2 separate regions of the Homo sapiens genome follow, and region 1 is linked to region 2. The links are chromatin loops, found by intact Hi-C in ENCODE. Cell type or tissue: GM12878. All regions are shown on one strand. Region 1 overlaps PIEZO2 (piezo type mechanosensitive ion channel component 2). Region 2 overlaps PIEZO2 (piezo type mechanosensitive ion channel component 2).

Region 1 (8,000 bases), 67 kb before region 2:
GGGAAAAATATGCCTTTGAACTTGGCAATATGGCACATTCAAGCTAGAAACGACTTAGAAGACAAATAACAACTGCTTTTTTTTTTTTTTTTGAGACAGAGTCTGGCTCTGTCGCCCAGGCTGGAGTGCAGTGGCGCAATCTCGGCTCGCTGCAACCTCCACCTCTTGGGTTCAAGTGATTCTCCTGCCTCAGCCTCCTGAGTAGCTGGGACAACAGGCGCATGCCACCATGCCCGGCTAATTTTTTGTATTTTTAGTAGAGATGGGGTTTCACTGTATTAGCCAGGATGGTCTTGAACTTCTGACCTCAAGATCCGCCCGCCTCAGCCTCCCAAAGTGCTAGGATTACAGGCATGAGCCACGGTGCCCAGCCAATAACTGCTTCTTTATCAAGTGTGATACTGCCTTTGTTCAAGATCTGGAGACATTTAAAGCACATTCATTCCTTTTCATAACGAGCGACCATATTCTCGCTGCACAATGTCCCCTGATACCCCACCTTTCTTGGTGGATTCTCAGGGAGCTGTACCTTCATCCTCTGGCAGCAACAATGTTACCGTTGACAGAACAACAAAAATGCAGGTCAATGTGTTTAAAGGAAAAAGATTATTTGCTTTAGCTAAGGTGCTTTAGCATTGTAGTTTCCACTATTTGTACCTGGTTTTAACCATCCAAAATTATACAACAGCTGACAGTAATTCCCCAAACAAAAGACCTTTCCAGGCCTGAAGAACTCACAATCAAAAACTGAGATAACAAGTTATCAAGTGAAGTGCTTTATAAACATTAATACTGCCATGTGAATCGTAAACACTTGGACTTGCCTCATTCATGAGTTTTATTTTCTAAAGATGAAAGATGGTGTGCAATTTGGAAAAAACTCAAGAAGTAGGAAAAATGATCGATTTGACTTTGACAATTTACAATGTGTCAATATAGAAAGGGGGAAAATCTCTTGCAAATATGAAATGGTTAAGGTGGCCACATAACATTTGTAAAAATACTTGTGTTGCAATAGATATAGAATAATTTTCCTGTTACTGCACTATGATCACAGAGAGGTTTACGCACACTTTAATTTACCATTCTATAGTAGCTCAAGGCAGTAATTTTAGATTATGCTATTAAAGGTAAGTGCTCTCAGAGCTAAATTTTTGGCAAGATGTGCCCTCCCAGTTCCTTTATCCCTTTAGCAAGGCCAAACAAGGTCTCACTCTTAATGGCCTAGGCAACAGTGCCTTAAATGTTTAGAAGCTCCATTTCTACTAAGTGTGTTTTAATGCTCTTTATTGCCTCAAGGAGCTTTGTTTATTTTAACAGTTGCCACAGCAGTAGATAGGTAAACATTACTCCGAATAAGCAACTTTAAAACGAACTGACAAAACAGTTCTGTCGGTCCAGTAATTCTAGAAATCGTTTGTATCTTTAATAATTTTCTTTCTGTACGCTGAAGCAATTGATTGCTTTTAAAAGGACATTCTTTCAAAATTATGGTTATTTTATGAATAGAAAAAAAAGAGAAATAGCTACAAAGTGTTTACAATAGAGCAGGAAAAGAAAATTAAACAACCATAGATTTTTTCCTGAGGAAGCAAACCTGTCAAAGAAATGAGAGAAAGGAAAAAGGCTGTTATGTCACCTGATTCATTGTCTATCAGTGTAGAATTCTTTCCCCCATTATCTACTCTGTGTTTTACATCGGTTGAAACCGTAAATGTCTCAAACAGCGATGCTTTAGAGCAGCAGACAGTTGAGACAAGAACATTCTCTTCCTCTCCCCCTCTAGTCTCACCTCCGTGCCCACTGGCGGTCTTGTCCCAGGTGCTTCCTACAGAAAGTTACAAAAATTATTTCTTCAAGAAGGACAATGCCAGTCTCTCCCACCACCATTCAGAAAGGCAAGACATATGCTTACATACGTATTCTTATCACGTAGCACCTGTGTCAGATTCTTTATGCACACCAAAACGTGCTCACATATGTGTGACAGGAAAGGCGAATAGAGATATATTTCTTTTTTTTTTTTTTTTTTTTGAGACAGAGTCTCGCTCTGTCACCCAGGCTGGAGTGCAGTGGCGCGATCTCCGCTCACTGCAAGCTCTGCCTCCCAGGTTCATGCCATTCTCCTGCCTCAGCCTCCCGAGTTAGCTGGGACTACAGGTGCCCGCCACCATGCCCGGCTAATTTGTATTTTTAGTAGAGACGGGGTTTCACTGTGTTATCCAGGATGGCCTGGATCTCCTGACCTTGTGAGCCACCCACCTCGGCCTCCCAAAGTGCTGGGATTACAGGCGTGAGCCACCGTGCCCGGCCTACAGATATATTTCAAATAAGAAAATATGCTCTCCCATTTAGTCATGTTTTAACATTACATTTTTATTCTGAAATGTGTGAAGGCTGACAATGCTGCAGTGTGTCAGCACAACGCTGAACTGATCAGTCAAGTATTCCTCACACTTCAAGAAAGAGAAACACAGAAACATTGTATTCTACATTAATTTCATTAAATAAATTATTTAAAACAATGTGATTTTAGGGTAAAGCCTAAAGGAAAACAAGACTTTTACAAGATAATAGATTATAAGGACTTGTATTAGAAAATCATAACTACTACTCAATTTCCTAAAATTTTGAAACCAATCTAAGGAAAAAAATCCAGTAAAACCATCTTATTTATAAAGGAAAAAAGGCTTTGGTCTGAATTTTCTGCTTTTTCCAAACAACTGGAGATACTATTTGTAAACTATGAGTTGGAACAGATGATTACTAAGATCTTAGTTTGTTTTTTTTTGGCCATTAGTTTAAAAATTTGTTGCCTTTTAATTTAGTATACAAAGGTAGGATTCTGTTATCTATGTCAACATATACACTTATCAGATCAAATATTAGCAACAGTATTAAGCAGTATATATATAACTTCACATCATATATTAGTAACAGTACATATATAATTTCATATCAAATATTAGTAACAGTATTAAACAGTATGTCATATCAAATATTAATAACAGTATTAAAAGTTTCACTGAGTTTTCTAAATTCATCCTGATTGAATACAGTTTGCATAATTTTAAGGAAAGAATAGCAGTGCTTCTTCCTCCTTTGAAATATCTTTTAATATGCTCTTCATCATCTTACAAGTGCACCCATACAAAGTTGTACTTAAAACCCAAATCCTTGTGTTCAAGTTTGGCCATGTTTATCTTCCATAATTGTCTCTGATCTGACAGAATAGCACCACACATTGCCTCTCATAATTGCAAATGAGGAAATAAAGCTTTTATGCTCATACATAATTTCTTAAACTATCAGACAAATTATACTTGAAATTAGACCTATTTCATTATGAATATAAAGAGCCCTTCACTGAAATCCACAGTTCCTAAGCCTACCAAAATAAAACTTGCTCTCTTACCATTATGATGAATAAGAATAATTAGGGGGCCAACTGGGAGCTAAGAAAAGGTCAAATATTAAAACTGCTTATTAGCCTGCTCATCTTAGTGGCTTTGTCATCTATGGAAGTGAAGAGTTAGCATTTGTAGACTGGAGGACTTGGTAGCTTGCTTTGGTTTGTGTCATGGTATTTGCTGATTTAGAAATCACTAATCAGGCCAGGTGTGGTGGCTCATGCCTACAATCCCAGCACTTTGGGAGGCAGAGGCAGGAGGATTGCTTGAGACCAGGAATTTGAGACCAACCTGGGCAACATAGTGAGACCCCCATCTCCACACAAAAAAAGAAAAAACTAGCTGGGCATGGTGGTGCATGCCTATAGTCCCAGCTACTCTACATGGGAGACTGAGGTGGGAGGATTGCTTGAGCCCAGGAGTTCGAGGCTGCAGTGAGCTGTGATCGCACCACTGCACTCCAGCCTGTTTCAGAAGTTCTCTCTTTATAGATTCATAGAGATTTCAAGTTTGGGAAGTTGTTGCTCCATTTTCATTAATATCAGTACTTTTAAACTTTGAACCACTGACCTTGGTAGTTCTATATGTCAAAAACAGGTAGATACTAACACGTTCAGTTCAACATAAAATAAGGTGGGAATGGCTTACTAGACTGTGTTACAAAGTAGAGCATAAGTGTCATTTTTCATTTTCACAAACAAGAGAAATCAGTTTCAATCTTATTCAGTCCCCTGACATTCAAATGCCAAATGCTCATCCCTAAGCAACTGGAAACAGCAATGGAAAAAGGGGTGACAGCCAAGGCCACAATACACACACATACACGCAAAAACACATGTGCGTGCACACACACCCACACACACCCACACACACACACACACACACCACACACACAAAAACAAACATACACACACACAAACACATACACATATACACACCATACACACACATACACACACACTCACCACACACACACATACACACACCACACACACATACACACACACACTTGTATGGGCTTTATGTAAGCAGCAGTGGCTTTTTATAACAGGATTAATTTACTGCCTGCCATAGTTTCCTACTTTCAAGAACTTAGTAAAAATAGAATTTTTTGTAGACTTTTACTGTAGACTTTAGAATATTCTATATTATTCTTGGCAGCATCCGCCTTGGACTGAGGTGTGCATTAACACGAAAAGAAATCAATTCAACTAACTATAATGCAGTCCTATTTCTTCTATCTCCAGCACATGATGCGACCCAACATTACATCTTAACAACTAATACAGCCGTAAATTGATTAAAATTACTGTTTTATCTTGATGAATTTACTTTGACATTGTCTGCTTCTTCCTGGGAACATCCTCTTCCCTGACATATATGGAACTATCGCTTTTGCTTTCAAATATTTCTGTTGCTAGAGAAGTAGACACACCTTTTATGGCATGAATTCAGCCTTGGACTCTGTCTGGGGATTATGCTTATGATACCATACTAATGAGACACATGCGGCCTCTGACCACAGTGTGAAAACCTCGCTCCCAGAGCAACATCCAAATAGCAATGAATTGGATGAATGCCTCAAAATGAACCTCTTTTGCCAGATCTCTTCAGTCTCTACCTACTCAGAGTATTTGGCCTTACATTTCATCGAATCACAGAGTCTGTGTTACTGAGAATGGAGAGGGGTGAAAAAGAATCCTTGCAGGGACCAGTCTAAAGAGATGTTTCCCAGGCTGCCTCAGCCTTCTGCTCTATTACCCTTCTTTTCAGTCTACACCACAGCGTCATACCTTAGAAAGTTACGGTAGTTAAAAAATTGCTGGTGGCATCCTTTATTCAGGAAATTAGAGTAAGTATTCCAATAACATTTTTGAGCTCACTATAGGTGTTTCCATCAGCTCATGAACTTGAGATTGTTTGATTTTGTGATCACTAGATTTAAAAAATCTCAGGTCTCCTAAACCCAGGCATAGACGTTGTTTCACTTTCCCTGGCCCATCGTTCCACCATATATTTACGAAATGGTGCATAATATTTCACAACTCTCCCTGCTTTCTCCTAAAGTGAGGCTGCTTTGGTATCAGTGTCTACTTCCAAAAAGTAGGTATGACTCAAGAGCCCCTGTGAGTTAAGATGGATGGTTTAAGTCAAAATTCCATAGAGGCTAAGTTAACCTCCACAAATATCTTTGCTAGACCACTTGGCAAACTTTTACTGGGGGACAAGTAGGTTACAGAACCCACCACTCTTGGCCTATCACTTGAAAAAGTCAAGCAACAACGTACCCTTTTAAATGCACCTCCAATTCTAGCCAAACTCCCCTATTAGTGATTCCTCAAATATGTTTATCAACAGGTCCTAGGCCACTTTGGAACAGGAGCTGTTTCCTGTTCATTACCGATTACTCCAGTCTCTACTCCATTTCTGCACACAGTAAGCATTCAGTAAATATTTACTGAAGGAATAAATTAATTCCTGCCTGTTTCTTTGCCAACCTGGAATGCCCCCTGCCCAACAGTAAACCACAAATTCATAAGCATCCTTCAAATTAGCTCAAATGTTTGTCTCGTCTCTCATAATGCCCTCATAACCTTAAAGAAAAGTAACATTTTCTGAATGAAAAAGCATGTCTACCAATAAAGGAATAATTCAGTAAGGATTATCATGCAATGGGAATTCTGTGCAACAGTTACAAAGAATGACTGTTGCAGTGTGCCTGGGCATGGAACGATGTTCACAATGCAACAAGTAAAAAAACTAGGTTGTCAAATTGTTTATAGTAGGACTGACCTATTAGGTAGATACGGTCAATATCCACCATTTAGAGGAAGTTAAGGCTCAGAAGGATGCACACACTGTCCAGTGTCAAGGAAAAACTGGGAACTAATCCCAGTCAGGCTGTCTCCAGATCCCCACTCCTAACCACTCCACACTGCTACCTCTCTCATCTACACAGAAAACACCTATAAAAATAACAGACTATTAACAGTAGTTGCTTCTAAGAAGAACTGAAGGGAAAACTATGGCTTTTTATCTTTATCATGTTAAAGTTTTTCACGATGTCTATGTGTATATTTTGTATTTACAAAATAAAATTAAATCTAAGGAAAAAGTTGTCTCTTCCACCTCAGAATACCCATAGCATTTTGGTTTTAACACTCTTACAACATCATTACATATGGCCTTGTAGAATTTCACCATCTATACATGCTACTTCCTTGATTAGACTGTAACCCCCTTAAGAGTAGGGCTTTGCCACTGCTGTGTCCTCAGAGAACCTAGCATAGTGCCTTGCACATAATAAGCCTGTGATGATAGTGCAGAATGAATAAAGGAATAAAGGGGTTACCTTCCTTGGCCCTCAAAAACAGAGGCATCAGGCCAGGTGCGGGGCTCACGCCTATAATCCCAGCACTTTGGGAGACCGAGGCGGGCAGATCATGAGGTCAGGAGATCAAGACTATCCTGGCCAACACGGTGAAACCCCGTCTCTACTAAAAATACAAAAATTAGCCGGGTGTGGTGGCATGTGCCTGTAGTCCCAGCTACTTGAGAGGCTGAGGCAGGAGAATCGCTTGAACTCGGGAGGCGGAGGTCACGGTGAGCCAAGATGGTGCCACTGCACCCCAGCCTGGCGACAGAGCAAGGCTCTGTCAATAAATAAATAAACAAACACATAAATAAATAAATAAAGCAGAGATATCAGAGAAAAGTTATCACACCTGACCAATGGAGTCAACGTCCAATAGCTTCACCAAATTGGTTATTCTGCAACATACCATCTGGCTAACATAATGACATGGCTACAATAACAATATTAAAAAGGAATTTGATGAAAGTGCTGGAAAAATAATATTTGGGTAATAATTTCCACTTAGGCATCCAGAAAGAGGCAAGAAACAAGAAAGTTTCCTGAGTCATGAACCTCTTTCTGCCACAAGAACTTAAGCCCAGGGAGGTTCTACTGAAAGGCAAAGGTGTGTGAAGCTAAGCTCCAGGCCTTAACCATGTTTTTCTTACAAATACATTCAATGCAAATTCTGTTTAACCACAGCAGACACTTTGAGGCTTTGGTCAGCTTGCAGGGCTAAGAAAGATATTTATTAACCACATATACAAAGAAAGTGGAAAAATACACTTTCCAATGCCAATCATTAGGAAACATGGAAACTTATCGCATGAGTCCCAGTGGGCAGCCAGGAGAAGAGGAAATCAAAATTGTAATCCCAGTCGAGCAAGTCCATTGATATCCTAAGCCTCAAGGTAACTTCACAAAAATGGAACTAAACCATGTATAATTTTTTTAAACATTAATAAAAGCTAGTTCCATCAGAAGTGCTTAACTAACACATGGGATGCATTGCCATGATTTCACTGACCTCCTGAGCCATCCTGGGGCCACTTCTCAGCCAGAGGGACCGAGTTCCCAGTGCTAACCCAGCATGATCTGTGGGCCAGGCTTGGATGCCTAGCTTGGGGAGCTCTGTGCAGAGGGAAGCAAAGAAAAACTCTGAACTGAGACCAAAAGTTTCCCACTGGCCATTTGAAAGCAAACACACCCTACTCAACTCAACTTTTTTTTTTTTT
Region 2 (8,000 bases):
TGGTGCCTGTTTCCGCCACCAACCAAACTGTCAGAGCCCTTTCTAAGCCCTGGAGGTACAACACTGACCAGATCCAATTTCATGTTCCTTGCATCATTATTCCACACCCTAATACCCATTCCCACACACTTTCCTCTAATTTATGTCTAAATTGAGAAAATCATGTTATTTTGGAGTATAGATCTCATGGGTCATACTTTGTGCCTCATCTTTAGATGCTTAGGGACTTGAGTCTAGCTAAGGTCTAGAAACAAAGATGGGTGTTAGTGTAGATCCTCAGAAAAATGTCAGTGGTGTCTGCAAGGCACACTAAGGTACCTTCAACCACAGGAGGCACAGATGATACTGTTATTGCATGCTAATATCCACTCTCTGTCATGGCCACAGACCGACTTTTCCCATTTTAGCTGAGCACATTATCCACCAAAATAAGAATGACATTTCCCAGCTTCCTTTACAGTACGGTAGGTGGAGAAGATTCCTACACTCAGGCTAACTGGATGTGAGCAGAAGTGATTCTTGCAGCTTCCTGGCTGTACCCGTAGAGGGTGGGGAAGGAGTGTTCCTTCTGCATCTCCTACCTCCAGCCTTCAGCTTGATGTGGACATGGTAACAGGCTGTCTTGACCCATGCAGATGAGTGCAACCCATGTGGGATGGAAGAGTATGGCTGCGGCCCTGGGAAACTTTAATAAGCAGAGTTAACATACCCGCTCCAATCACCTACATCTTGACTATCAGGGGAGACAGACTAAGTTTGTCTTATCTAAGCATCATTATGCTGAGAAACCTACATGGAAAACAGAACTCAAGAAGAACAGAATTGTCTTTGCTTAGAACTGGCTGACGGGGCCTTCTATCAACTGGAGAAAAGAGCCTATTTGCCGCCAGTCAGGACTACAAGCCTGTTGGGCTAATGACCAAGTGGTGTATTTAAGGAAGAATGGCAACAGTGGATTGACTGGTTTGACCAAGGTTAAGGCTGGAATGTAATTGCCCACTGAGAAAAGCCCCAACTATGCTTCTCGGAAGAAGATTCTGGGGGGCTTAGGGCAGGGGAAGGCACATCTAGCACCACACAGGGTAAAGATGGAATGAGTCCAAGAGGCCAGGTTGGAGGCTTGAGGTTCTGCATGCTGCGGGGCGCACAGAATGTAGAGCCACGCAACACGTATGTGGACCGAGATGAAAACTTAAGGGCAAAACTTAGAAGCGTGCCCTTGAACAAGGTGCTTGGTGTGGACAGCACTTGCACCCAAGGCAGCAGTGGCACCCACAGTCTCGTCACAAATGTGCAGGCTAAGGAGCAGACGAACGGCTTGTTCACTTGACCTAGAACTCTTCTGAGCACACCAGAGAAGGCCCCGGGGAGACAGGATGCTTGGTGTTGACCAAGTTGAATCTGAAGTGGGGTGGAGAGTTCAGAGTTGGCGACAATACTGAGGCGACAATAACCTGAGTTTGGGTTGCAGAATGAAATCACTCCTGAAGAGAGCAGTGAAGATCTCAGCAGAAGCTTCCCCCTCCAGGTGACTGGTGAAATGGCCACAGAAAGCCTAAGTAGTTTCTGCAGAACTAACCTCATAGATAGACCAAATCCATCCCTTTTTTATAAAATATATTTATAATTTGCAAGTTCATATACAAAAGGAGTTTAAATATGTCCATCCACAATATCCTAGTTTAATGCAGAATTGTGCCCAAACAGTACGGCACAAAAGGGGAATTTAAAAATAGCAAGTCATAATCAGAAAACATCACCATCCTATATGATAAAGCAAGGCAAATAAAACTTATATGTATATGCTGCAGGTGCAATGAAAACATTTTATAAGCTGGTAACTGTTACATATATTTTCTTTTAAAAACCCAACAACACATTGAAAAAATGCAAAGCTATACGTTGCTGTTAAATTTTAAAAATAATTTAGCTAAATTTTCTATGCCTATTAGATAATCACTAGACAGTTAAGAAATTATGAAATTATTAGACACTGTGTCTCTGACGGGCTTTTCACGATGTTGAGTATGTACTTCTCATCATTTTGATTTTGCCACGTCCTAGACAGGTCTGGAAGGTCAAGTGGAAGCTCTGAGGAATATGACAAACCTCGACTGACAGCCAAACATTTAAAAAATGTTTTCCAGGCCAGGCGCAGTGGCTCACGCCTGTAATCCCAGTACTCTGGGAGGCCAAGGCAGAGGATCACTTGAAGTCAGGAGTTCAAAACCAGCCTGGCCAACATGGTGAAACACCATCTCTACTAAAAATACAAAAAATTAGCGGACTGGGGTGGTGCACGCCTGTAATCCCAGCTACTCCGGAGGCTGAGGCAGAAGAATCGCTTGAACCCCAGAGGTGGAGGTTGCAGTGGGCCGAGATCGTGCCACTGCACTGCAGCCTAGGCATCAGAGTGAGATTATCGCAAAAAAAAAAAAAAAAAGGACCGGGCACGGTGGCTCACACCTGTAATCCCAGTACTTTGGGAGGCCAAGGTCGGGGGATCACGAGGTCAGGAGATCGAGACCATCCTGGCTAACATGGTGAAACCCCGTCGCTACTAAAAATACAAAAAAATTAGCCGGGTGTGGTGGCACGCACCTGTAGCCCCAGCTACTCGGGTGGCTGAGACAGGAGAATGGCATGAACCCAGGAGGCGGAGCTTGCAGTGAGCCAAGATCACGCCACTGCACTCCAGCCTGGGTGACAGAGCAAGACTCCGTCTCAAAAAAAAGAAAAAAGAAAAAGAAAAAGTTTTCCAATATTTTTGTTTTTAGCCTCAGTTCAATGGGATTTTTTTTTGACTGATTCCATGTCCTCAAGACAACGGTTTAAATCAAAAATCTTATAAGCTGTAATGTTGTAGATTATACACATGGTATCATATTGTTCTTCATCAATTGTTCTTCAATATCCAGATGGCTTATGCTATTCTAAGTTCTCCTGAATATTTATGCAAAAAAGCATATTATACACATCATTACTACATAACTTCACATACAATTCACTGTTAGTAGCACAAGAACCCAAAAGGAAAATGACATGTTAGAAATAAAATCACATTAAATAAAGACTACAAAAATGGTGCTGAAAAACAAAAGCAAACGTTAACAGTATTGATCTAGTGAGAACAATATGTAATTGTTCTAAATATTGTTTTTAAGTCCTATTAATCAGAAAAATGCAACTGCAGATTTGGAATATTGAGTAAAACTGGTGAGAAAAATCCTGAGAACTAAAAATCTCTAACACACACACACACACACACACACACACACACACACACACTCTCTCTCTCTCTCTCTCTCTCTCTCTCTCTCACTCTCTCTCTCTCACATAATTTGGCTCTAGGAAGGCACTAAGTTGCCTTCCCGTGAATCCCACATCCTCAGATCAGCCTTCTCCTGGCCCATGCTCTTACCTCCTAGTCTGTTAATTTTGACTGAGACATCGCCTGAGCATTCTGCTCTCTGCTCATCTTCATAAAGGTAAGGCAGCGCCTGCTGTGTGTCAGGCTTTATACAAGGTGTGCTGTGCACACTATCTCACAACCATGCATGTAATTCTTGAGTGTTAAAAGCGAAACAAAACCATAATAGAATATGTTATTTACCATTTTACAGAAAGAAAAGAGAAACAAACAAAAGGAACTCCACAATCATACAGTGAAGGGCAGAGCCATGAGGTCAATGAGAGTCTCTTAAACTGCCCAGTGGCAACACCATCCTTCCTCAAAGGTGAAGTCCAAAGCCATCTGCTTATCTCTGACTACGAACAAACACACATCACCCGTAAAGAAACACACACACTTACAAAGCAACAGGACGGACACATAGCTGCAGCACCCACAGCTCAGGAGACAACATGCTCATGCCCGTCTGTGTGGATGAAATATTTTATTTTAGAAATAAGCTCTAAATTTCCAATCCTTTCCACTGTTCCTTTTTTCATTTCTGAACTTGATAAATAGTATCTACTTATATAAGGCTGAGAAAGTGTGACAGAAAAGCAAGTTACTTTCTTAAATGCCTTCCATGAATCCTTTGGCAGCTGCAGCCACCTACCACTGAGAGCTACAGCCACCGCAATAGGGGAGGCCAATGCTGATCACATAGACATTAGCTCCATTTGTAATTCTTGGACTGTGTGGAAGTGTGATTTCAAAATGATATATATTACACAGGAAAATACATCATGCTATAAAGAGAAAATTATGATTAGATAGCCATATCTAATATATTTCAAAAATGAGCCCAAATTTTTACTCACATTTTAATCCAACTATCCTTAAAGGGAGTTTTAGAGATTCTTTCTGGATTGGAATATTGTTTTTCAGAGCACTAGTTGATTGGTTGATTCTTGTTTGTGGGACACAGTCCCCTTTTCTGCTCTGCTCTTTCCTAAGCTCTGATTGCCTGTTTTAGGGGACGGGCAGCCATGATCTCTAATCCCCTGTTCCCCCAAGCAAGGCTTCCCCTTTCTTCCCCCTGAAAATATGTAAGTCATTTCTTCCAGGCAAGACATTAGGGAACTCCAGGCAACACTGGGCAAGATGGAATAAAATAGTCAGGAACATCAGTTAAAAACAAATACACCAGTGCATTCTTGACCGAAAAAATCTCAAATCATATACCTAAAGACGGGTGGTATAGTAGAATCCTGTTGAAAGAAACTAAACGTAAAATATGTGTAAAATGTTCAATAATTATCAGTTATAATTATTAGAGATTGCATAATATGGAAAGTCTTTACCTTTTTGTGTATTATGTGTAAGAAAAAAAATCAGATGACTTAGCAACTAGTCACAGATAATTTGGGAGATATTTAAAGTTTTTGGTGGCTATGACTATATGCATATCCATCACAGGATGTTCATTTTGGATGGTAAATAACATATTCTATTATGGTTTTGTTTTGCTTTTAACACTCACGAATCACATAACATCTGCATTGAAGAGGCCTGAGTTCACTTATCACTTCTCTTAAAATTTATCTTATACGGAAAAAGAAAAAAAATCTGTAACCATTATATTAAACACAATAGCAGTTAATTTTTAACATCTATCATTAAGTAAAAACACTAGGAATCTCTGTGCAGGAAAATTTCAACATCAGTATTAAAGAAATGAGCTTAAAGGAAAATATGTAAGCTTCTACAAAGGCTTAGCTTTGAAGGCTGCCTTTTCCAGATATAAAAATAGATGGCTAAAATGTAAAATCGATTCTAATGGCAAGCAGACCTTTGCACTCACTATGCGCAGGAGAGAAACCTGAATATTTGACTTAGCAGCACCTTGGGAGTAGGCAGACCAGAACCCTCCAATAACCTTGGAAATCTCCACTTCTTGCAGAAAAGAATCAAATGCTCAAATAAGGTGGCATATCTGCTCAGCCCTCTTTCATCCCTGTAAGTAAGTATCATGATTAGAAGATGTCAATAATTTTCCAGAATGCAGGTTATCTTTTCTAAGCACCCAACACGTGAGGAGGTCACTAGGGTCAGGTCTCCCAGGGAGCTCAGGCTCTCTTCCAGCCAGGGGCCAGTCCACCTCCTCTGCTTTCTCCTGGATGAGGCTTTTCCTAGGGCAGGGGAAAGCAACAGGTTCCAGGCTGAGCAAGGGGGACCACTACCTTCTAACCCCCTACACACTCATACTCACACTCACACATACTCATAACACATGTGCACACTCACACTTATGCACTCAAACTCACATTCACACAAACTGTTACACAGTCATGCACACACTCGCACACCCAGGTTAGTCTCCCTGAACCCAGAGAGGTGTGGGAGTCCTGAAGAATGAGCTGGATAAAGAAGGCAGCCCCAGGATCTCCTGGGCAGACTCAGCTGTCCCCGAGGCAAGACGCAGTTTGCATGTTGGCCAAGGTTATTATCTTGTCGCCCCTGGAAGCCGAGCTCCTCCCAGAAAGTCCAGGATCAAAGTGGACTCAGGCAGCGGGAGCCCCCAGCCTGCCCTGGGGCACAAGCCAGCCAGCAGGAGGTGAACAGTGTGCGGGCACCACAGAAGAAGCTCGGTGGGGGTCCCAGTGGTGAGAGGCAGGGCTGAATCCAGACCCCAGTCCCCCCACCTCCACCCTGGCTGCGAGTCACCGCCCCGAGCCCCTGTGCCCAGCAACCCAAGCTGGGAGTGCTGTGAACCAGGCCAGCTCCCCTTGGGAGGGCAGAGTACTACAGCCCTACTGAAGGAGTTTTTAGCATAGGCCACCAACCTTTAGTAGGACTGACAGGCCCCAACCCCAGCATCCGCGGGGCTTGGAGGCAGGTGAGCTGAGTCCAGGGAGCCCAACCTGCAAGAGCCTATGCTCAGGGCAAGGTCGCAGGCAATCGCTGCTGGCACTTCATTCCGCCACTGGTGCCAAGTCACAGAGTGGACCGAGCTGGCTGCAGGGAACCACATGCCTAACTCTTCCAACAGTCACAGTGAGCTGCTGTCCCTTGGAGAGCGGGATGGGGGATGGGGAAGAGGGTGTCCATCCTCCAGGAACAGTGGCGAGGAGGACGGTGGATAGAGGGACTGGGAGGGAGCAGAGCGGCCTTTAACCTTAGTGCCACTCCCCAGGACCCCTCCCCGGTCTGCACTGAGGACCATAAATCACGCTTCATGCTAAAAGCCCTTTGTTAACTCGGTCACTAGCTTCCAATTCACAAATAGTAAATGTGCCAGGCACAGTGCCAAGCGCTTAGGATACAGAGATGATCCCTGAGCAGTGACACCCTCTGTGTGTAAGGCACCTGAAGAATCCCTTTCCCAAATCGCTTTTCAAGCTGGCGGGGAGAGAGGTGCATATCCGCTCTGTGGAAGCTTAGCTCTTCATCTATGCGAGTGAGACTAGACCCCTGCAAAATGGAAACTCAAACTGCAAAGTAGAGAACGAGGCCAGCATCCACCCGTGGGTCCCTCCTGCTGCCCCGGGACCCCGCCTGGCCACACCTTCCCTCCACTCGGAGCGCCTTTCTGGGTTTTCCGCTGAGGTTTGTTGAAAAGACGCCTCCCAGACTCTTCACTCACGAAGTGTGTTACAAAAACTCTCCCGGCAACTGTCCTGACCCTCACCAATCACGCTACAGCCCCCATTCGATTGCTTGCACAAAGAAAACATTTAACACAGGTGTGATCAACCTCGGTCAAGATGCAGAGTCATCAACCTCGGTCAAGATGCAAAAAGGTGGCCTTTTCTGCGAAGGCCACGCCCTCTGTAAATACAGTTACTACTTGGTGAAAAGCGCTCTACTTCCTAGCTCTTGTTGGTGAGAGGGAGAGCAAAGAACCAGGGCCCGGCATTCTTACGAGAGGAATTCAATGTCACAGGCACTGCCTGTTTGAGGAGAAGATCAGAAACGGTCCGACTCCCAGAACGCAGCACCCAGTTGCTTTGCACGCCAGGCCAGTCCTGGGGAAACGGTGCAACGCTTGTCTGGGCGTCGAGGAGGCTCCCTTGCGGTCCTCCCTGGGCCCTTGCCAGTCCCAAGGAGTTCCAACCCTGCTTTCTAACCCTTTAAAATCTGGAGAGGGCGGCCGCTGGGAGGCGGGACTAGGTGTTGGGGGTCTATAGCCTTAGCATCCAGTACTTTTGTAGTAGGGGCTTTTGTGGAGGTTTTAAAAAATAAGTAAGAAACGTCAAGGCACTGTCTCCCTGTACCTCGTCCCTCTTTTTCTTTTTTGAATGACCGGAGTCCTTCACTTCTTCCTTCACGGTTGCTGGGATTTGGGGTCTGGGAGAGATGGCCTCTGGGCCGTCTGGAGGCACAGCATGCTGTGCTTGCAGGGTCACTGGGGCGAGGGGCTCAGGTAGGAGCCTGACTGTACCTACGATGGGGACGCATCCGCCTTCCAGCCACAGCAATGGCCATCCTTAGTACACAAGTCAGTACTCCACGAAAGAAAATCCACGTGTAACTAAATTCAACATAAACAGTTTCCAGCACATGCCCGTCCCGAGCATCCTGTTAAGAGATACCCCGATCGCGCGCCCCA

The links. Peaks named below come from ENCODE experiments on the same cell type or tissue, not always from the same donor. Only the 100,000 strongest peaks of a DNase experiment are listed, where the experiment ranks them.
Region 1: a loop joins it to region 2, with 2.7 times the contacts of the local background. A loop is called at or near these places in 4 of 110 quality-filtered maps.

The regions. Positions count from the first base shown.
Region 1 is chr18:11,073,773-11,081,772 of GRCh38, forward strand. All of the region lies in intron 1 of PIEZO2 (piezo type mechanosensitive ion channel component 2), which reads right to left. Among named protein-coding and RNA genes, the nearest start is that of PIEZO2, 72 kb to the right of the region's middle. RefSeq lists a silencer at 4,021-4,190 and an enhancer at 5,111-5,190. In GM12878, no CTCF peak of the experiment used is centred here; DNase peaks (open chromatin) are centred at 4,094, 4,919 and 7,459; H3K27ac peaks cover 2,332 bases.
Region 2 is chr18:11,140,353-11,148,352 of GRCh38, forward strand. All of the region lies in intron 1 of PIEZO2 (piezo type mechanosensitive ion channel component 2), which reads right to left. It overlaps LOC124904249 (a long non-coding RNA gene), which reads right to left. Exons shown (of 2, transcript XR_007066288.1): 1 at 1-8,000. Among named protein-coding and RNA genes, the nearest start is that of PIEZO2, 5.2 kb to the right of the region's middle. RefSeq lists enhancers at 7,710-7,759, 7,788-8,000. In GM12878, no CTCF peak of the experiment used is centred here; a DNase peak (open chromatin) is centred at 3,598; H3K4me3 peaks cover 5,439 bases; H3K27ac peaks cover 2,750 bases.